Regions from separate parts of the Mus musculus genome. Here regions 1 and 3 are each linked to region 2. A link is a loop called in an ENCODE intact Hi-C map of the cell type or tissue named here. Cell type or tissue: left cerebral cortex. All regions are shown on one strand.

The links. Peaks named below come from ENCODE experiments on the same cell type or tissue, not always from the same donor. Only the 100,000 strongest peaks of a DNase experiment are listed, where the experiment ranks them.
Region 1: a loop joins it to region 2, with 2.1 times the contacts of the local background. A loop is called at or near these places in 7 of 42 quality-filtered maps.
Region 3: a loop joins it to region 2, with 8 times the contacts of the local background. A loop is called at or near these places in 17 of 42 quality-filtered maps.

Annotation. Positions count from the first base shown.
Region 1 is chr1:45,623,393-45,631,392 of GRCm38, reverse strand. No RefSeq gene overlaps it. Among named protein-coding and RNA genes, the nearest start is that of Gm23216, 58 kb to the left of the region's middle. In left cerebral cortex, a CTCF peak has its summit at 3,332 (motif pointing right); a DNase peak (open chromatin) is centred at 3,341.
Region 2 is chr1:45,763,238-45,771,237 of GRCm38, reverse strand. Gm51621 (a long non-coding RNA gene) reads left to right here and starts at 6,132. Exons shown (of 2, transcript XR_003947815.1): 1 at 6,132-6,288. It also overlaps the pseudogene Gm8307. In left cerebral cortex, CTCF peaks have their summits at 986 (motif pointing right) and 4,873 (motif pointing right); DNase peaks (open chromatin) are centred at 3,416, 4,887 and 5,252.
Region 3 is chr1:44,225,518-44,233,517 of GRCm38, reverse strand. No RefSeq gene overlaps it. Among named protein-coding and RNA genes, the nearest start is that of Mettl21e, 11 kb to the right of the region's middle. In left cerebral cortex, a CTCF peak has its summit at 4,288 (motif pointing left); DNase peaks (open chromatin) are centred at 2,618 and 4,271.

The DNA.
Region 1 (8,000 bases), 140 kb after region 2:
GACCATGTAGAGACTGCCATAGCCAGGGATCCACCCCATAATCAGCATCCAAACGCTGACACCATTGCATACACTAGCAAGATTTTATTGAAAGGACGCAGATGTAGCTGTCTCTTGTGAGACTATGCCGGGGCCCAGCAAACACAGAAGTGGATGCTCACAGTCAGCTAATGGATGGATCATAGGGCTCCCAATGGAGGAGCTAGAGAAAGTAGCCAAGGAGCTAAAGGGATCTGCAACCCTATAGGTGGAACAACATTATGAGCTAACCAGTACCCCGGAGCTCTTGACTCTAGCTGCATATATATCAAAAGATGGCCTAGTCGGCCATCACTGGAAAGAGAGGCCCATTGGACTTGCAAACTTTATATGCCCCAGTACAGGGGAATACCAGGGCCAAAAAGGGGGAGTGGGTGGGCAGGGGAGTGGGGGTGGGTGGATATGGGGGACTTTTGGTATAGCATTGGAAATGTAAATGAGTTAAATACCTAATAAAAAATGGAAAAAAAAAAAAAGAAGTATAAAGTCACAGCAGATGCTGGCGAGGATGTGGGGAAAGAGGAACACTCCTCCATTGTTGGTGGGATTGCAAGCTTGTACAACCACTCTGGAAATCAGTCTGGTGGTTCCTCAGAAAATTGAACATAGTACTACAGGAGGATCCCGGAATACCTATCCTGGGCATATATCCAGAAGATGTTCCAACCAGTAAGAAGGACACACGCTCCACTATGTTCATAGCAGCCTTATTTATAATAGCCAGAAGCTGGAAAGAACCCAGATGCCCCTCAACAGAGGAATGGATACAGAAAATGTGGTACATTTACACAATGGAGTACTACTCAGCTATTAAAAAGAATGAATTTATGAAATTCCTAGGCAAATGGATGGACCTGGAGAGCATCATCCTGAGTGAGGTAACACAATCACAAAAGAACTCAAATAATATGTACTCATTGATAAGTGGATATTAGCCCAGAAACTTAGTATAGCAAGATATAAGATACAATTTGCAAAACACATGAAACTGAAGAAGAACGAAGACCAAAGTGTGGACACTCTGTCCCTTCTTAGAATTGGAAACAATCACCCATGGAAGGAGTTACAGAGACAAAGTTTGGAGCTGAGACAAAAGGATGGACTGCCATATTCAGGGATCTATCCCACAATTAGCCTCCAAACAATCACACCATTGCATACACTAGCAAGCATTGGCTGAAAGGACCCAGATATAGCTGTCTCTTGTGAGACTAGGCCGGGGCCTAGCAAACACATATGTGGATTCTCACAGTCAGCTATTGGATGGAGCACAGGGCCCCCAAAGGAGGAGCTAGAGAAAGTATCCAAGGAGCTAAAGAGATCTGCAACCCTGTAGGTGCAACAACATTATGAACTAACCAGTACCCCAGAGCTCTTGACTCTAGCTGCATATGTATCAAAAGATGGCCTAGTTGGCCATCTCTGGAAAGAGAGGCCCATTGGACATGCAAACTTTATATGCCCCAGTACAGGGGAATGCCAGGGCCAAAAAAAAAAATGGGAATGGGTGGATAGGGAAGTGGGGGGGAGGGTATGGGGGACTTTTGGCATAGCATTCTAAATGTAATTGAGGAAAATACGTAATAATAAAAAATATTTAAAAAAAGAAATGTCTTGTTATTGAAATATTATGCAAAAGAATGGGACTAATATTAGTTAAAAGATCCAGATTGGTATGACTTATCTTCTAGGTATTTAATAAGCATACATGGAGACTATTCTAATGTGGTGAGAGAGATTGAAAGAGAATATTTTTCCTCTTGTCCTTTAAGGTCAATAAGGTCCCCGGAGACTGGCTCATCTCTTAAAATGTTCTCTAACAGTGAGAAGCCAATGCAGAGGAGAGAGTTCTACACTTTTAAGAGAAGATACAGTGAGGCTATTCAAGGCTTTTGACCAATTCTCACTTTGATGGACAACTAGTAAAACGAGGGCTAGAGAAGTCTGTTGTTCCTCTCAAGGCCAAGTGACCCCTGAGGATCTATTCTTGACAGTACAAAAAAGAAAAATTAATCTTAGCCACTGTAGTCTTAAACACTCTTCAGGAACATCTAACTAATGACTAAGAGGATTGCACTTTAAATGTCGGATATGAGTCTACATGAGATGTTATTTATACAACTATATCTCACTAAGAATTTTTTTCTGAATAAAGTAGCCATTCAGGTGCAAATGAATAGAAAATGTTGCCTCCTACACAGAGATGTTTAGATCTTTTTTTCTACTATGAGAAGAGTATCTCATTTTTAATTTCTATGTATGTGTGCTTTGCCTGGATGTATGTCTTTGCACCACATGTGTGTAGTTCTCATCAAGGCAAGGAGAGGTCGTGAGATACAATGGAACTGGAGTTACAGATGGTTCTGAACTGCCATGAGGAGCTGGAAATAGATCCCCTGTCCACTGGTTGAGCGGCAAGTGCTCTTACTCTGAAAGCCAATTCTCCAGCCCCAGATATTTATCTCTTGACTGTTACTGAGTATTTTAATTATTTTACTATGAAAATTTTGTTCTGCAAAGGTCATTGCAGTGAGTTCTAAAGAAATAAAATGTGTAATATTTATATTTAAATCTCATGTCATTATCTCTACATTGAATTCTATTCAGTCTAATGGGGTAGCTGCAAATGATATTCAAATTTTGTGGATAAGGAAGAGCAGGCATAAAACTGAGCAAATAGTCTGAGACCATACAGCTACTCATGCTGGTGGGATTTGAAGTGGCTCATCTAAATCCAGAGTCTTAATCATATCTGTACTCTGAATCAATAGGAGTGCATAGAAGTTGCTTACCAATTCTTGTAAAATATTTTTTGAGTTATATGAACTTTTCAGAGTTATATGAAACCAATATTAGGTCATTTAAAAGCTCTAAGTTCTGGTCTTCTCACAAAGTTGAATGTCATTTTATCACTGATTTCTCTTTTGGGCAAAACGCAGAAGTACTGAGGAACTTCTTCAGATGGTCCCTTTTGCTCTTTCTCTAGGCAGTCATCACTGGTAAACAAATAGACTACACAGTACTCTTTAATTATTTCACAATTTTATTTATGAGCACACATCACTCTTTACCTTCAGATGTTTTCAAGATCAAATGGAAGACAGTCAAGTTCACTCTTTGTTATGTGCAGAGAAAGACAAAAGCTGGAATTATCTGGAATAATTTGGTCATGTACTTCTGGTCATCAGTATGTTACCACATGCTGCACTGAAAGCACGGAAGGGAAGCACTCAGCCTCTTTCTGTATGTTCATGACTCATGTATCCAGGTCAAGTCCCGCTGGGCACTTGTCACTTCATAAACAGCAGGGGGCAACCTTTCCTTTCTGATCTTTCTCTCCACAAAGATGTTCTTGGATTTTGTTGAAGTTCCCAGAGTTCTCTTGGGGCATGTGATACCCAAAGTTGGAAATTATTAAATAGTTTGGATTCATAAAGGGTGAAATATATCCCTATGTTCACAGTCCTCAAAGTATTTGAGAAATTCTTAGGTGAGTAAGTTTAAAATCCAAATAGCAAAACTGAAGTTAGTGAATTTGTTGTTAATTTACAAAGCTGAAGGAAAATATTTTTTGAAATAAAGTGACCCAACAATCCCCACAATTTCAAACAGTTTGCAGTGAGATGAGTAAAAGATGCCAATTTGACAACTATGAAGGTCTAACAGAATGCTTTCTGCATTTCTGCAGGTTCTATACATGTATGACTGAACTTCAATGTGGATTGCTTGTATGTGTGTATATATCTATCCCATAATCTCCAGCATCAGATGTTTTTCTTTTCTTGTCTTTCTAGAGGGTTTGCAACTTCAGTGTATGAAAGTACCAGGATTTGTATGGTCTTCTTTGTACCATGTGTCCTTGTCAAATGAAGTTCACACTTGTCTAACTGGAGAAGATTGCTTAGAGAGTATAAGACATGTTTTCCCACGAAACAAATATAGGTATCTTGGTATTATCCTAACTTAATATCTGATAGGTAAACATTCTTTTAAAAGTTTATCTTGTCTGTGTTCATTTTTAGACATAATAGCTAATAATTCTTACAAAGAAAATTGTAAGTCTAAAACTATTTTGTGTTTTAGAATAATTTTTTTCTTTGCAAGAAATAAAACATTTCTAATATTTTAAATTTTAAACAATCTCTGTGTTTTATTTTTGAACTTGGAAGAAAATACAAAGTTACTTATAAGAAACATTTATTCACTTAAAGTAAGTTTTTGCAGACTGCATTTTACTGTTGAATGAGTGCCATAAAGCCTTCTAAAATCGCTGAATCCTGGAACTCTATCTGTGCTGTGGAGTATCTTGTTTGTGCCAGTATCTCACTGCTCTCAAAGGTCCTTTCCTGGCTGCAGTTTAGTATGACTACCTCCTGTTTTTCTCTCCAAGTGCCTCCCATGGAAATTCTTGAAAAATAAAGCAACGTTTCAACCCACACTTTAATGAGTGGACTGGAATCTCTATTCCATTAGCTATCTCAGAAGTGACTCATAGAATTGTCTAGCCTGTGCTTTCCTAACATTTTCCATCCACTCTAAGTTATTTCTTCATCTTTACTACTTGAGTGCTTTACATATTTGCCAGCTGAAGAACTGGAAATAAATGAGATCTATAGTTTCAAATTTGAATGTGTTGTTTGGGCTTTTAAAATGAAGCCCTGGTGATCTAGTATCTGGCAGAAATACCTTCAGAAAATTGGGCAGTTAGAATACAAGTTACTCAGCTACAATTTGCTTACTGTGAAGGCAAGCCCATGCAGTCTACTGTTTTCTTTTGTATCCATTCCTTTATTTGTTACCATTTGTTTCTGTGGAAGCACCTTTAGACACCCAAAGTATCTAGGTACTTCATTCAAAACAAGTACTGCCCTATCAGATAGGGTAGTGTCAGAAATACAAGACAAATGGGACATTACGATTGAGGAGGCTTCAAGTGTGTTCCCTGAGACAACGAAAGGAGGTGGAGCATACACTAATGAGCTGATCACTCGTTTACTTCATGGAGATTCTCACGTTCACATGAGAAATATGTGTAAATGCTATAGAGGACTGAGAAATTATTAAAAAAAAAGAAACAACTGATAAAAGTCATCTCCTTGTTGACACACATCTAAAATCTCTGCTCCCTTCACTTTAGCATTCCACTTTACCCGTAACCCAGAAGCTATGTCTCAGACACGTTCTTGATCAGCAGCAGAGTGCTTTGTGGGGAGACATGGAATAAATGACTCAGGATCTTGGCAGTTCCGCTGTGGCAGTTGTTGCGGTATGTGACCTCCTGAAAATCAGTTATTTCAGCTCAAGTTCAAGTTTTCTCTCTAAAAAAATTATAGTGTTTTCTGACTTGTCTATCACATGATATTTTTTGTTTTGAGCATCAAATGAAAGAGTATGGGAGTAGAGGGAAGCCCTATAGATGGTTCCGTTTGTCTTAGCTTTCTATTGAGGGACAGACTCTGAAATTACAAGCTGGAAAGAGTTTTTAAGGACTTTGTTAGGTAAAGTAGAGCTAACTTCCCCCCTCCCCCCAGGCTTTGGGGAATAGGACATTTGCGCATCGTGCAGCCTATCTAAGCAGACAGATGCTTACAATGATGAACAACAATTGACAGAAAAATACATTCCTTCTTAAATAAGACCATAGGAAGTTTGTGTTATCCTAGCATAACTTACCTTGCTCTTTAGGCTTTTAAGAGCTGACTATTGTTTGTTGCCTTAGAAACAAAAGGCTGGGGAATTAAACAAAGAGAATTAAAGGTCTTTACTGGTCCTACAAGTGATAACTTACTATGCTTTGAAAAAAACTCTACATGTCAAATTATATTTAATAAGATATTTGGGTAGAGAAAACTAGTAGCATGGAAAATATTGTTATATAAAAATATGTTTTGTAGTACTAGAATAATGATATTTTTGACTGAAGCAGGTAGTTTCTCACTATGTATTGAGCATTTTTTTCCAATTTTTTATTAGGTATTTTCTTCATTTACATTTCAAATGCTATCCCAAAAGTCCCCATATACCCTCCCCCCTCCTTCCGCTCCCCTACCCACCCACTCCCACTTCTTGGCCCTGGCATTCCCCTGTACTGGGACATATAAAGTTTGCAAGACCAAGGGGTCTCTCTTCCCAATGATGGCCGACTAGGCCATCTTCTGCTACAAATGCAGCTAGAGACATGAGCTCTGGAGGTAATGGTTAGGTCATATTGTTGTTCCACCTATAGGGTTGCAGACCCCTTTAGCTCCTTGAGTACTTTCTCTAGCTCCTCCATTGGGGGCCCTGAGCATTCTTAAGAGGATTTTTAAAATTTTGATATTCTATTAATAGAATTGTCTCAACATGTCATATTCATTTTAATTATATGGTATCAGAGCTTTGCTCTTAATATGAAAACCAAGGATGTCAGATACTCTTGAATAGATTATACTTTTCACACCTTAGTGGCATAGGAATTAAAATAGTTTCTTTTTGAATAAAAATATTTCAGGTCTATTTTTATTTTAATTGTACATATGTGTGTGCCTTTCTGTGTATGCTTGTGGGCGTCTGTGAGTCTGCACATGAATGCAGATGTTTGCAGAGGCCAGAAGCATCAAATCTTCCTAGAGCTGGAGCACAGTCAGTTGGGAGCCTCCTGACATGGGTGCTGGGAACTGAACTTGGGTTCTCTGCAAGAAGAGTGATTAAGACCATGCTCTTAATTAGTGATCCATCTCTCCAGCTGGGTTTGCCTCGTTATGTGTGTGTGTGTGTGTTTGTGTGGTGTTGTGTTATATGTGTGTGTGATACATAGATTTGAGTGTGCAGGTATGCATCTATGAGTAAATATAGATGCTAGAGCACAATGTTGGGTACCTTCTCTTATTCCTTGCATTGAGTGCCTTGAGAAAGGATTTCTCATTGAAAGTGAAGCACACCACTGCAGCTACAGTGAGCTCTTGGGATCCACTTGTTTCCACCTTCCCAAAGCTGCTGGGGTTATAGATATGCACAGACATAACTGTTTTTTTGTTTTGTTTTGTTTTTTGTTTTAGTTTTTGTTTTGTTTTTGTTTTTGTTTTTCATGGGCTCTGGGGATTTGAACTCTAGCCTCATGTTTTCAGGATAAATACTCTTAGCTAGTGAGCCATTTCTGGCCTTATATTAAAGACTTACACCATGATCACTATTCACATCAGAGTCTTGCTCACTGATTCTACTCAAGGACAGACACTGACAGAGTGTCTAGCCATCTCCTTAAACTTGACTCTTTCAAGGCAATAGAGAGGACCATCCTAGAATTAACATGTATCACTTTGTCTCATAATCCTGTAGACAGAATGAGTCACATTTCCTACATTCCCTTCTAAATAAATAAATAAATAAATAAAGCCAGAATGTGAACCTTACCACATACCTGTAACAAAAAGGAGTAGAACCAGAAGTATTTGGTTAATAACAACAATGAATAAAAATGAAGACAGAGTTCACAGAAATTAACTGGAGACCATTATATACCATCAGTCCTACAAAGACTGTGTAGAATCTAGGAAAATAAGAAACAGAAAATGAAGAAGATATATAATTAGGGATGCAGAAATAGGAAAGAAAAGGGGGTGAGGAAGAGGAATAGAAGGAGTGAACATTTTGAAAATGAATAATGTGCATGCATAGACTTGTCTTTACAAACTCCCTTGCATAATAACATTTAAAAATGAAAGGACAAAAATATTGCTATCATTTTCCTTGAGATCCTGTGTGAAATGATTTCTGCACAGTGTCTCATCTACATGAAACAATAAAACCAAGAAGTGATTTAAACTATTACCTCTCTTCTAAAACCAGAAAACCAGAAAACCAGATGGGAAAAATGAAGAGTCATCTAATGGAACAGATACAGTGGGAGTTAGACTCAGAGCTGTCTGATTGCAGAAGGAGCAGCTATAGAATCCAACCTTCAGATATCTACAATCATCAAT
Region 2 (8,000 bases):
TGTTAAAGAAAACCATAGTGCTAAATGGGATAAAGGGAGTGGTGACCTCAGGGCAAGACCCCCGCACGCCCCACCCCAAGTAAGCTTCCAGTTTATGAAAAGAAATAAAGAGAAGCTCAAGCAGTGAAGGAAGCCATCAAACACAGACACCCGATAAAGTGTACTGGAATGAAGGGCCAAGTTCAAGCCGTAGAACATAGCAGCACCTGCCACGTGGTCCTGGCTTCAAAGTCAAGGTTATAAGAAAGGGATTATGGAATCTTCCCCTGAAAATAAGGAAAGCGGCTGAGGTCAGGTGTGTGGCTGGGGTGTCCCTGCATGAGGTACAGAGTGCCCATTGCATGAAGCTGTGAAAGCAAATCCTGCATTTTGTCACACAAATACCTAATGAGGAAGCTGCAATTCTTGTATTATAGACTTGTGTTATCTTCTCCATACCTGAGTATGTACTCTATGTGAGCCCTGGACAAAAGACCTCTAGAGCTCTTTAGGAGAGTACCTCCCCGAACCCCTGTTAGATAAGGCTGATGGGATGAGCAATCAAATCAAACTAAATTTATAACTTTCAAATCTCAGACACGCAGACAATATCTCAGAGGTGACAATGTCTCAAACAAATCCCAAGAAACTGTAGAGGGTTTCTGAAGCCTGGAACTCACCAGATTTGCACACTTAAGAGTAGGATACAGGAGCTGAGCCTGAAAGCCACAGTAACTTTTTAATAAATACTGGGTGTGAGCATTCTATTTCTTAGGTGAAGTTACATGTAACCAGAGAGGAAGACTCCCTCAGTGGGCCTTATTCATGCGAAGTGATTGCAGTTGTCTCTGTGTCTTCATTGGGCATAATTCTAGGATCTTCTATATATATAACAATTCTTGAGGGCCCAAGTTCTCTATATAAATGTCATGTGGGAGGCTGAGGCAGGAGGATAACTTGAGTTCTGCATTTTTATTTATTTATTTATTGCTAAGCAGCTGGCCACTAGGGGGCAAAGAACTATATAAAGAAAAGTATTACTTTTTTTTTTTTTTTAAACCAACTTTGTGACCTTTATTGAAGAGTGACAACTTTATACTCCTAGGAATCCTATTCTGTGTACCTGAGGGACAGGGCATCAGAGAGGCGTGGCAGGAGATTACACAGCAGACACTGGGAAGTGTCAGTCCATCATTTTGCCCACTGTTCATGTGTACACAGCATGAATGAGATTTGAAATCTTTTCATGGTAACGAAGTTACAATTACCCACTTCTGTAGCCTGAGTCTGACCCGCGGTGTCTACGTCAGCGGGTTTCCCTCTCACAATCGTTAAAATGCATTTCCTGTTAGGAACCTGCAATATATTTCTTGTATTTATTTCTTTTTGAAGTAAGAACTACCTCATCTGATAACTGGCTCATTTTTGTCATTTATCAAAAACTGAAGGGTAAAGGAGGAAAGTGTGATGAATTTAAAAAATATTTTCTAAAGGAAAGATAAAATTCATTTTCACAAATTTGCAAGAGCTGTTGGTGCGGGACTTATTCTACTATGCGACTAGCCTGGGACACAGTGTAAACCGCCGCCTCCGCCCAGGAACCAGCAGTTCTTCAGAAGTGGCAGCTCACTGAGTTGCGCTGCGCAGACCCCCAGGAATCTCCCAAGCCCATTGGCGCAGAGGGAGAGTCTCTCTACAGAGCCACTAGAGAGGTGGGTAGTGAGTGAGTTGGCAGTTGTAGGAAGCAGGCACACACAGACACACGGGCACGGTTACAGCAGGTCCACATGGCGGTAATGCAGGAGGTAGGCTGTGCAAGCCAGAAGTCAGCAGTCTACTTCACCAACTGGTACTGATTAATAACCTTGACCGTTTGGTCATCAATTCACAGCCAGCCATTAAGCCCAATCTGGAAGATGTCCGTAATGTAGTGGCCGATTGTAGCGCTGGCACCATGAAACCACTGTGAACAGCCTCTACGTTCTGTGGCATTTAAAATGTTTATTTTTGAAGCCTGGAGAAAGCCGTTCTCTGCTGATCTCCAAGTCCACAGTGTCGTCAACGTTCCTGACCAGCTTCTGGCATCTGCCTGTGTTCTCACCGACGAAGCACTTTAGGTGGAGCACGAGGGAGGACTGGGGGAAGCTTCTCTAGAATCACTCTGCGGCTGACTTTAATCTCCTGCTCGGTTTTGGTGGTGTAACCTTGGATAGACTCTCTTGCCACTAAACCTTCCAACCCATCCTGAACTGTGCATATCTTGTCAGATAGGATATCCAACTGCAGCGAGAAAAATGACTACAGAGTGGCGGACTCCTTGGAACTCTGCTGGGTGTACACTGAAAATGCCAGTGATAGGTGTGTCTGGACGAAATCCGCCGCCTGTCAGGCGACAGACATCTTGTTCTTGGGACCCACTTGCTTGCAATCGTCCTCACTGACCACACTGGTGTCTTCCAGCTCCTCTATCAAGTGGCTCCCAGGCCAATTGGAAACAGAGTGCTACTCATGCGTGGGTGAGAGGAGTTTAGTCGGGCTCAGCATCTCCTCATGGAGTCCACTGAGGATGAAACCTAGGTACTCCTTGGCGTCCTCCGGTCGGCCCTTTTCAGGTAGGCTCGACTTGATGACTGTCTGTAAATGTATGTGGGTTCAAAGGCAGCTCCTGGGTGGAGTTATTTTATCCCCGACAGCTTGGCGGGGCTCGGGCGGTAGGGGCATATTAATAAACTTATTCATGAGCCGAACGCATCTGGCAGTTCATCTTCAGCCTGTATGCTATACAGAGTCCCACTGTATGGAGGGGGGAGCTCACCTGAAGAGCAGGGATCACAAAAAAACCAAACCAAACCAAAACAACAACAAAAACTCTGAATTCATCAGGGCTGAAATAGCCAAAAATATACAGTGGGTGTGGAGGGCTTTGGCGGCCGGTCTCAATGAGGTTTGGAGCTGCTCTGGCTTCTCACGCTGCGTCTCTCATCGTCTCCATCTCGCCGAGCCTGTACCAAAGTACTGCATTTTAACATTTAAAAAATTATTTTGATATTTTTCCTTTCTCCAAACTGTCTTCAGATTCTCCTTACCTACCCAGCTCCATGCTTTTTTCCTGCACAAGATTTCCAAAAAGCAAACAAATAAAAAGAAAATCAAAAAAGAGTGAGTCAGATAACAAGAAACCAAACCAACCAACCAACCAAACCAAAAATCCAAAAAACCCAAACCAAACCAAACCAAACCCAAACCAAAAAAGTGAAACAAGAAACACCCCTACCCTCCACAAAACCAAAAACCAAAAACCAAAAACCTAAAACAAAACTTTAAAACAAAACCATGGAGTGTTGGCCAATTACTTCTGGGCATGGCGCCTGCCCTGGAGTGTGGTTGCCTATCCAGCAACACTCAGTTGGAGAAAACAGAGTTCCCCTTTGCCAGAAACTGTCAATTGCAATGCTCCTTGCTTAGGGAGTGGGACTTGTGTCCACTTCCAGGTCTCCATGCTGGGGTTTTGCCTGGTTTGGACTTGTGCAGGCTCTGAGGGATCTTTAAGGACTGCTGGCAGGAAGCAGTCTGGAAGTAGGAGGACTCAGTGCCCTCTGACTAGCAACCGGAGGCCCTGCTTTTGTCACAATTAATAACATATGTGCTTACCACGTTACCATTAGGAAAACTCGTCCAATTACAGTGTGACCTTTTTCCGTGCTTTTTTAGGGTTGCTATTTTCTCTTGAGGGCTATGTAAATGTCTCCCGTTGTTTCACAAGAGCGAGGATTGAGACGTTGTTATTTGAGCTTCATTCTGCGGATTCTTTATTCCTTGTGGTGCTCTGGCACTCCATTTAAAAAAAAATAGCATCTAGTAAAATCAAGTCCACATTAAACTTTCTATTAAAATTATCAAGCACCTTTTGAGCAAGTAGATCAAATTTTGGAGTTTCATGTTTGCTCCTGAGCCTCATTTGTGTCACAGGAGTCCCAGGTCTTCAGTCCTTGTATAACCCTGTATTTCCAAGATGATTATAGTAGACTGTTGAAACTGTGTGTGAGGCTGTGTTTTTTTTTTCTGTGAAGTTTTCACTCTCGAGCACACCTTGTCAGAACAGAGCACCCCAGTAAAATACCAAGAGAAGGTTTCTCATCTGGGTAAGCCTCCCCTGCCCCCTCTTCTGGAGATGTGGTGTTCACTGGCTGCTTTGCTTTGATTTCAGGGTTCTGTAGGTTTAAATTGCCTAGTAAGGGTGAAGGATTAGAGACCATGACCTACTAGAACATCTTCAGTTTTGGAGATAGATTATTTTCATATAAATTCATAGATACTTATGTGACCAAGGGAGTAGGTCGACCATTAAGCAAATGCATGTCGAGTTCCTGTGACTAGGGTAATCAGTTTAGTAAAAGTCAGCTATAAACCCTCTTGATTTACCTTTGTAATCCCTTTTCTTTCTCTTGATTTAATAAATTTCTATGCGGGTTGGAGATGTCTACCTTTATTCTGCAACCTACACAACTCCCTTCCGTTTGCCAGTCATAGCCTTGCCTCAGTAGGTATGCGGCTTGCCAGTTCTTTTCTGTGTTTTCTCGAACCTTCTTAGTTTCTGCTCACAACATGTAAGTACTTTTAATGAGCTCATTGTCATCCAGTTTTCCTGTAACCCTTGAACACATTAATACTTGGTTTCCTCATGTTTTGACCCCAGAAAATAAGTTCTCCATGTGCTGTTCACTACTACTGACTGTTTTCCTTAGTATGCAAACTATCTGTGAATAGAGTCTAAATTACAAGTCCTTAATCGTTTTTTCACATCTGAAATCTGAGGCGAAGAAAATGGCTTCGGAAACAAAATCAAACCACTGCTTAAATTCTTGAACTACAGCTGTAGAGATACAAGACGACCACATGGGGGCAGCAGAGGCACATCATTATGTTCGAATATTTGCGTAGCTACTAGAAATGAGCCTATTATCAAGCAGAAAAGTTATTATGTTTACCTAATTAATGAAGAAACTTGGTAAAATGAAATAGAGTTGGCATTTCTTAGTTCGAAGTAAGGATATTATATCTTTGGCTTTTTAATTCCCTTTCTAGAGAAAAGTATCTTAAGTTCTATAATGTTTCCATATCGTAACCAAATCCTTCTCCTTCTTGGCCTTTCTCTCTGTCTACTATAAGAGTTTCCTGAGAGGTAGGATGGTGTTTTGTGACATTTAGATTTTGAGAGTGGGGGTCACTGGTGGCTCACAGGATATTATGCTCTGTAGGAGGTGAATCTCTACAAACCCCAGCTGGAGATAGGGCATGTAGCTTTTTTGCAGACAGGCTGCGTTTTCGGCATGGTGCCTGGGTTTAATTTCCATGTGCAATGTCATACTTCAACTATGTAAACCGAAACAGATGTTTCTGCTCTGAGAATGCATTTGGCTCATGAAAGCATCATCCCCTAGTCTCTTCCTCCATTCCCACTTTATTTTGAAAGCCCTTTTGAATAGAAGAGGCCTCTAGAGAACCATCCAGTGTGTTTGACCTCGTTATTGTGAAGCAATTCATTCCTGGGAAACAGTTGCCCCAAATAAGTCTTGGAATCTGTTTGAAATTTCCTTAGCACCAGCATGTTTTTCTTTCCATCTCTATAAACTTACAGCTTTGTCTATTATTATTATTTAGGAAGCTCAGTAATGCAAGTTTTACTAAAACACAACCTAGATTGTTCTGATCTTATCACTTAGGTAATAGTTCTGGTTCCTATTTTGCAAGGTTAATGGGAATAGGTGTTTGTACAATATGTACACGACTTCTTAATTGCTCCCATTTGCAAATATTAAAGACCAATAACGTTATGTGTATTTTAAGTATCTTCCAATTTGGTTGATGATCAACATAAACACATTTCTAATCTTGTGATGATTTATGCTTCTAGTAATTTGCCCCCCAAAGTAAATTAACTAGAACTATTATCTTGCAGTACTGGAAAGGCCGCATGTGTGCTCGGCAAGAACTTTACCACTGAGCTATTGCATTAGCCCTCTCTTTACTTTTATTCTGACATAAGGTCTCACTAAGTTATCTAGGCTCATCATAACCAGCTCTGGTGCCCAGGTAGGCCTACAACTTGTGATCTTTCAGCTTTATGATTTGCCTATCTCCGAGGAGCTGGGATGGCAGATCTGAGCCAACTATCTTCTTTTCTCTCAGTTTCCTCCTCTTATTCCAGTTTCCCTCCTTTCCTTTCACTTTTCAGAGATATTTGTTGATATGTGGACATCATGGATTATGCCGATAGGAGCTTCTTGGGATACTGAGGCTGCCAACAATGTGAGTTCAAAACCTATTTGGGCAATGTAATGAAACTGTCTCAAAATAAAGATACTCAGTGGTAGGGTGTTTGTCTATAAATGGGAAGTCCCAGGGTCAATTTTTAGTATGAGGGGAGGAGTAATTAAAGGTTTTCACTCTTTTAAAAATTTTCGTATTTTTTGAGACTGTCCTACATGAGTATTGTATTTGTGTTATTTCCATGCTCCTTGCACCCCCTCAGACTCCCATAAGTCCCCCATTCCCTCTAACATTGCATGCATGCTTGTATGCGTGTATGCATATGTGCATGTGTGCATGTATATATGTGTGCCTCTCTCTCTCTGTGACTAATGAATGAGTCTCTCTCTTCCTCTCTCTCTCTCTCTCTCTCTCTCTCTCTCTCTCTCTCTGTGTGTGTGTGTGTGTGTGTGTGTGTGTGACGAATATATGAGTCCATTTAGCTTTGTTCAGATGTATGTATGTTTAGGGCTGACACCTTGGTTGGATAGAAGATTCTTGTTCATAAAGAGCATTGAATGGTACAGTGATGAAACACATAGAAATAAACCATAATTAAAATCTCTGACAGGAAAGAAGCAGTATTCTTTCTGAGGTACTAAGAAGCACTTGATGCTGTGGTTTGGGGATTTAAAGAGAGGGGAGCTGCCCTGGCAAATGAAGGCAGAATAGTTTCCTGGTAGACAAATAAAATGTGCAATAGCTTATGGAGCACAGATCAAGCTCTGATATGGGTTCCTAAAGCTTTCCCAAGGCTCCATGGAGATGACATGATGAGAGCTGAAAAGCAGATGAGGCCAACAGTCATGCTGAAAAAAACTAGAAATAGGAAAATAAAACTTTCTTGAATTAAAAACAAAGAATTAGAACTTTAAAGTATATTGATTTATGTTATTACTAGATAATTATGTAGAACTTTCCATAATGAAAATTTAAATATCTGTATCAATAATGTGTTACTTTCTAATTGCATATAATAAAATATATGAGGAGATTAAAAATTTAGACACTATCATGTGTATTAACACAAGTTTTGTGTTGTTATAGACTTGATCTTATCCCAAAGGTTGAGAACTGACTGCTTTGTTATATAAACATTGAAAAAAACCCATTCATTTATAATTAATCATTCAAGTTCACCTATAGCTTCTTAATTCGGAAGCTAAATTTTAGTAAAGAATGTTGCAGTACCCAGAAATAGTGCTGTACTAGAGGGGAAAGGACCACTTGGCATTTCTCAGTGTCTAGTTTGATGAGTGCATGGTAGGTATATTACCCACAACCAAGGAACACCTCGAGTACCCAGACAGAATGTTCCTTGCAAAGTAAAACCAAATTTACAATGTTCAAAAATAAATTTTTGAAACCCAATTCAAACTTGGGTTTTGTATTGCTTGTTTTGTATTTATTTCAGTCTCAAATCAGGTATCTTTGAGTCTTGAATGCCTGAAAGAGAAGCAAGTTATTGTTGGGACTCTTTCTGGACATCTCTAAAAAGCGTTAGAAACTCATTCTTATTTTATGTATCTGCTTCTAAGTTAGGAAAAGAACTCTTTGTTTGCTCACTTTTATTTAGTGCCTGACACCAAACTTGATTTAGGTTTTGCTTTTTCTGCCTGAATTATAATTATAATACAAATGTGCTTTATGCATGCTTGCCTTTTCAAAGTTTCCATAAACCATGGCTTGGGATAGAAAACAATTTCAAAATT
Region 3 (8,000 bases), 1.5 Mb after region 2:
ATTACTTCCACCTTCTCTCCATTTAGATTTATGTTGGCTTCTGGTCTGCTATTTATTGCTTTTACTATGTTTAGGTATGGGCCTTGAATTCCTGATCTTTCCAAGACTTTTATTATGAAGGGGTGTTTTATTTTGTCAAATGCTTTCTCAGCATCTAATGAAATGTTCATATGTTTTTTTCTTTGAGTTTATTTATAATGTGGATTACATTAATGGATTTCCATATGTTGAACCATCCCTGGATCCCTGGGATGAAGCCTACTTAATCATGATGAATGATCATTTTGATGTGTTCTTGGATTTGGTTTCTGAAATTTTTATTGAGTATTTTTGCATCGATATTCATAAGGGAAATTGGTCTGATAAAACGAGATACAATGATACTAATAGAAAAGAAAGTGGGAAAGAGCCTCGAGCACATGGACACAGAAGAAATTTTCCTGAACTGAACAGCAATAGCTTATGCTCTAAAATCAAGAATTGACAAATGGGACCTCATAACATTGCAAAGCTTCTGTAATGCAAATGACACTGTCAATAGGACAAATCAGCAACCAACAGATTGGGGAAAGATCTTTACCAATTCTATGTCCGATAGAGGGCTAATATCCAATATATACAAAGAACTCAAGAAGTTAGACTTCAGAGAACCAAATAACCCTATTTAAAAATGGGGAACAGAGCTAAACAGAAAATTCTCAACTGAGGAATACCAAATGGCTGAGAAGAAACAAAAGAAATGTTCAACATCCTTAGTCATCAGGGAAATGCAAATCAAATGCAGCCCTGAGATTCCACCTCATACCAGTCAAAATGGCTAAGATCAAAAATTCAGGTGACAGCAGATGCTGGCAAGGATGTGGAGAAAGAGGAACACTCCTCCATTGCTAGTGGGATTGCAAGCTGACACATCCTCTCTGGAAATCAGTTTGGCAGTTCCTCAGAAAACTGTACATAGTACTACCTGAGGACCCAGCAATACCACTCCTGGGAATACACCCAGAAGATGTTCCAACATGTAATAAGGATACATGCTCTATTATGTTCATAGCAACCTTATTATTTATAATAGCCAGAAGCTGGAAAGAACCCAGATGTCCCTCAACAGAGTAATGGATACAGAAAATTTACACAATGGAGTACTATGTAGCTATTAAAAACAGTGAATTCATGAAATTCTTAGGCAAATGGATAGAACTATAAAATATCATCATGAGTGAGGTAACCCAATCACAAAACTACACACATAGTATGTACTCACTGATAAGTGGATATAAGCCCAGAAGCTCAGAATACCCAAGATACAATTCACAAACCACATGAAACACAAGAAGAAGGAAAACCAAAGTGTAGATACTTCAGTCCTTTTTAGAAGGAGAACAAAATACCCATGGAAGGAGTTACAGAGACAAAGTGTGGGGTAGAGACTGAAGGAATGACCATTCAGAGACTGTCCCACCTGGGGATCCATCCCATATACAGTCACCAAATCCAGACACTATTGTAGATGCCAACAAGAGCTTGCTGACAGAAGCCTGTTATAGCTGTCTCCTGAGAGGCTCTACCAGTGCCTGACAAATACAGAGGTGGATGCTCATAGCCAACCTTTGGACTGAGCACAGGGTCCCCAATAACTAGCCAGTACCCCCAGAGCTCCCAGAGACTAAACCACCACCCAAAGAGTACACATGGTGCAGCTCATGCCTCCAACTGTATTATGTAGCAGAGGTCATCAATGGGAGGAGAGGTCCTTGGTCCTGTGAAGGCTCTATACCCCAGTATAGGAGAACTCCAGGGCCAGGAAGCAGGAGTGGGTGGGTTGGTGAGCAGGGCAAGAAGGGAAAGAATAGAGGGTTTATGGAGGGGAAACCAGGAAAGGGGATAACATTTGAAATGTAAATAAAGAAAATATCTAATAAAACAAAAAACAAAGGAAAAGGAAGGAAGATTTGCTCTTCTTCACCTGCTTGCATTTAGTTACCAGCATATCTGTTGGAATTTACTTCTACAGAAGACCAGCTGAAACAACTAGCCTTGTGAGACTTAGCAACTACTAGATTCTTGAACTTCCAATTGGCATCTGACCATTGTTAGGGAGTTGGGCTACAAAACTGTAAGTCATCATTATAAATTCCCTCAATATAGAGAGACATTTCATACATTCTGTGACTCTAGAGAACCCTGACTAATGCAGAAGTTGTTACCAGGAGTAGTTCTACAGTTGCAGAAGTATAGGATAAATGTTTTAAGTATTTGGAGTCGGAGTAATAATTTGCCTTCTAATTCACCAGCACCTTCAACTACTGAAACCACTCCAGATCCTCCTGAGAGCTTGGTGGATATAGAAGGTTCATAGTGGAAACTATATTTTAAACTTAAAGAAGCTAATGCCTTTGATTATCTTGATCCATCAATTGTAATTGAAAATGAAGTAGGTAACTAGGTGTACCAAATTTTCTACAATTTATTGAGAAAATCAGAAATGATTTTACTGGCTTGTTCCTCTTTGTACCTCTGGAAAATTTAACGAAGGAGAAGAATGATACAACCTACAGACCATATGGAGAGTAGGAAGAAGGAAGACCAGGGGGTGGGTGTTTCAGACCTGCATTGAGGGGAGAACAGGAGATTGTGGGAGGTGGAAGGAGAAGAGGACAAGGGAGGGAGAAAGAAGGAGGAGGAAATAAGGGTGGCAGTATCAGAAACTGGAGGAGATATGAGAGGGATACAGAGGGTCAGGAAATCCAGCAAAAATAGGTAGCAGGGAGGTTGAAGAACTGGGGATAGCCACTGCAGGGTCCCAGACACCAGAGAAACATGAGGCCCCCAGGACCCAACAGGATTGACTTTAGCTGTAATGCACAGAAAAGGGGGAGATAGAACCTATGGAGACCACCTCCAGAAGATAGGCATAGCACCTGGTCAAGGGATGAGGCCACCCACCCATCTCAATGTTTTTTAACCCAGAAATGTTCCTGTCCAAAAGAAGAACAGGAACAAAAAATGGAACAGAGACTAAAGGGCCAACCAGGAATGGTCCCATCTGAGGATAGATCATGTCTGCAGACACCAAACCCAACACTGTTGCCATGATCAAGAGGTGCTCATGGACAGGAACCAAGTATGGCAGTTCTGGGGAGGTCCGGCCAGCAACTGACCAATTGCAGATGCAGATGCTTGGAGCCAACCATCAGACTGAATTCATGGAACGTGGTGGGGGAATTGGCAGAAAGACTGGAGTAGCAGAGGGGGATTGCAACCCCATTAGAAGAACAACATAGGCTGGCCTGACTACCCAATTCTCCCAAAGTCTAGACCACCAAACAAGGAGCGTACCTGGAGGGATCCACAGCTCCAGATACATATGTAGCAGATGATGGCCTTGCCCAACAGCAAAGGGAGGGGAGGCCCTTGGTCCCGGGGAGGTTTGATGCCCCAGAGTAGGAGGATGCTGGAACAGTGAGGTGGGAGAATGGGGGTGGGTGGGAGATCACCCTCATACAGGCAAAGGTGAGGGGAAACAGCAGATTGAGATGAGGGAATAGCAGAGGGGTAACCGGGAAGTGGGATATCATGGGATTGGGGTGGGGGGTGGAGGGGTACCTGGAAAGTGGATATCATTTGAGATGTAAACGAATGGAATAATTAATGCCTGGGATTCTAGGTTCAGTCCCCATGCACGCACACACACACACACACACACACACACATCTAACCTCATATCCCATTTGAGTGTGATACAACATATACAATATCTAACCTAATATGGTATCTGATTAGTATATTTATGGTTTCATGTACCAGTTAAAAATATTAATTTAAATTTTAAGATTCATCATAAGGGTGGGGAGATGCATCACTGAATAAAGTCCTTCCTGAACAAGCATGAGGACCTGAGCTTGGATCTCCAACACCCAAGACAACTCAGGAGTGATGGTGCATGCCTATAACTCTAGTGCTGAGCAGATAGAAATAGGTGAGTCCTATAGCTCACTGGCCAGCCAATCTAGTCATGATGTCAAGTTCTAGGTTTAATAAGAGACACCTTCCCAAAATACAAGGTGAAACACATTCAAGAAAATAGGCATGCATACTACACACACCCCCACCGCCACCACCAGGTAGAGAAAGAAAGGAGGGATTGGGACAATCACACTGCTTGGTAAATATTTGAGAAATACAGCAAGAGAAAAATGAAATCTGGGCAAGCCTGAAAATTATTTGCTGTACCTCTCACATCCAGACTAACTCTATCACCAACTCAGTTTCATGGTGCCATCTGGTGGGGATACTAAAAACTGCTTGATTCTTGTCCTCCGCACTGTAGTCTCCCCTCCCTAGTCAAAATCATAAAAGCCCACTTTTTAAAGTACATTTAATTATATTTTCTTTTTATAAATAATAAAATTGTTCCCTGTTTTCTTATAACTTAAAGTCTGGACTAGGCTAGCTGGACTAGGTTATAATCTTAAAAGTGAAATTTATCTTAGTCATACTAGATTTAGGGAAAAATGATCAGCAAGTTATTTGTCATTTGAACACTTCCAAACCTTTCAGGGTGTAAGCAATGAGTGAACGTGATTATTTATGATGTCACTTTATGGAAGAGATTGGAACCAACCTCCCGGGCGTTATATTTTAGTTCAGAATCTGGAACTGCTGGTGAGAATTGAAAGAAGGCTGAGGTTTTGAGGTTGTTTGTGTCTTTTAAAAATAGTAATTTGAAGGAGGTAACTTTGTCTCAAAGGAAAGGCTAATTTTCTTTTATGCTTTGCTTTACATTTTGTGTAGCTGAGGCCATCCAGGAACTCATTCTGTACACTAGACTTACCTTAAACTCAGAGAGCTGCCTGCCTTTACTTCCTTAGTGCTGGAGTTAAAGGTATGTGCCACCATGCCAACTGGAAAAGCTATTTATGACTTCAGTTGGCAGTTGTTGAAGCTTTCTCTGGCCATCTGTACATGAAATGACTGTTTAAAGACTGATTGAATATAATGGCAACTGCACGACAGCTCCTTTTTACTCAATGAAAGGCACAAAGAGTACCAGTCCCTCTGATAGTGCTTGTCACATTCTGTACGCTAGCTAATTGCAAGGTTTAAAAAGAGGAACTCTTCTTGTTCATCATATTGAAAGATCTTAAAGGCAATGCTTACTTGCCCAACTTTATTCTGCAAAGTTTGACATGTTAGAGGCATGTGATAAAACTTATATTTCCTGGCCATCAGGACACAGGAACCAAGGACCAGCCTGGAACAGGATCCTTCCAGTTTCTGTCTGCAGAGGGATCTAATCCTGTTCCACAGCACCTGGAACTGATCCTGTGCCACAGCACTCCATACCCAAATATCTTCTGGAGAGAGCTGGTCTCCCAGGAGTGCCGACACACTTGTGAGCACAAGTAAGACCACCACTTCTCTTCAAATTCCTGACCCAAGAGGGACATGTCCAGAGCCATAAGGACACAGGAACCAAGGAATAGCCAGGGACAGGACCCTTCCAGTTTCCATATGCACTCCTGAGCTGACCTTGTGCCACAGGTCTCCATACCCAAATTCCTCCCAGAAAGAACTGGTCTCCCAGGAGTACTGACACACAGGATTGCTGGAGAGACAAGCCACAGTCTGAGACAGCAAAACCATCGAACAACTGAGATAACCAGATGGTGAAAGCCAAGGGCAAGAACATAAGCAACAGAAACCAAGGCTACTTGTCATCATCAGAATCCAGTTCTCCCAAAACAGCAAGCCCTAGACACCCCAACACACTGGAAAAACAAGATTTGGATTTAAAATCACATCTCTTAATGAAGATAGAGGACTTTAAGAAGGACATAAATAATGCCCTTAAAGAAATACAGGAGAATACAGATAAACAGCTAGAAGCCCTTAAAAAGGCAACACTCCCTTAAAGAATTATAGGAAAACACAACCAAACAGATGAAGGAATTGAGCAAAACCATCCAAAATCTAAAAATAAAAATAGAAACAATAAAGAAATCACAAAGGGAGACAACCCTGGAAATAGAAAGCCTAGAAGAGATCAGGAGTCATAGAGCAAGCAACACCAACAGAATACAAGAGCTAGAAGAGAGAATCTCAGGTGCAGACGATAACATAGAAAACATTAACACACCAGTCAAAGAAAATTAAAAATGCAAGAAGCTCCTAATTCAAAACATCCAGGAAATCCAGGACACAATGAGAAGACCAAATCTAAAGATAATAAGTACAGAAGAGAGTGAAGATTCCCATCTTAAAAGACCAGTAAATATCTCCAACTAAAGTATAGAAGAAAACTTCCCTAACCTAAAGAAAGAAATGCCAATGAAGATTAAAAAAAAAAAAAAAAAAAAAAAAAAAAGTCAACGGAACTCCAAGTAGATTAGATCAGAAAAAAAAAAATTCCTCCCAACACATAATAATCAAAACACCAAATGCACAAAACAAAGAAAGAATATTAAAAGCATTAAGGGGAAAATGTCAAGTAACATATAAAGACGGACCTATGAGAATTACACCAGATTGTTCATCAGAGACTATGAAAGCTACAACATCCTGGGCAGATGTCATACAGACTCTAAGAGAACAACATTGCAAGCACAGGCTAGTATACCCAGCAAAACTCACAATTGCCATAGATGGAGAAAGGAAAATATTCCATGACAAAACCAAATTTACACAATCTTTCCACAAATCCAGCTCTGCACAGGATAATAAATGGAAAATGCCAACACAAGGAAGGAAACTACAGCCTAGAAAAAGCAAGAAAGTAAACTTCTTCTTAAAAACTCAAAAAAAGTCACACAAACATAAAAATAACATCAAAAAATAACAGGAAGCAACAATCACTACTGCTTTATATCTCTTACCATTAATGGACTCCATTCTCCAATAAAAAGACATAGACTAACAGACTGGATGCATAAACAGGACCCAACATTTTGCTGCATACAGGAATTGCACCTCAGTGTGAAAGACAAACACTACCTCAGAGTAAAGGACTTAAAATCAATTTTCCAAGGAAATGGTCCCAAGAAATAAGCAGGAGTAGCCATTCTAATATCTAATAAAATCAACTTTCAACCAAAATTTATCAAAAAAGATAAGGAAGCACACTTCATATTGGTCAAAGGAAACATCTACCATGATGAACGCTCAATTCTGAACATTTATGCTCCAAATGCAAGGACACCCACATTCATAAAAGAAACTTTACTAGAGCTCAAAGCACACATTGCATCACACACAATAATAGTGGGAGACTTCAACACCCCACTCTTATCAATGGACAAATCATGGAAACACAAACTAAACAAAGACATAGTGAAACTAACAGAAGTGATGGACCAAATGGATTTAACAGATATCTATAGAACATTTCATCCTCAAACAAAAGAATATACCTTCTTCTCAGCACCTCATGGTACCTTCTTCAAAACTGACTATAGAATTGGTCACAAAACAGGCCTCAATAGATACAAGAAGATTAAAATAATCTCATGCATCCTATCATATCACAATGGACTAAGGCTGGTCTTCAATAGAAACAAAAACAACAGAAAGTCCACATGCACATGAAAGCTGAACAACGCCCTACTCAATGATAACTTGGTCAAGGAAGAAATAAAGAGAGAAATTAAAGACATCAGAATTTAATGAAAATGAAGGCACAATATACCCAAACTTATGGGACTCAATGAAAGCAGTGCTCAGAGGAAAACTCATAGCTCTGAGTGCCTCCAACAAGAAACTGGAGAGAGCATACACTAGCAGCTTAATAGTACACCTGAAAGCTCTAGGAGAAAAAGAAGCAAATACACTCAAGAGGAGTAGACAACAGGAAATATTCAAACTCAGGGCTGATATCAACCAAGTAGAAACAAAAAGAACTATACAAAGAATCAACAAAACAAGGAGCTGTTTCTTTGAGAAAATCAATAAGATAGATAAACGCTTAGCCAGACTAACCAGAGGGCACAGAGTGTCCAAATTAATAA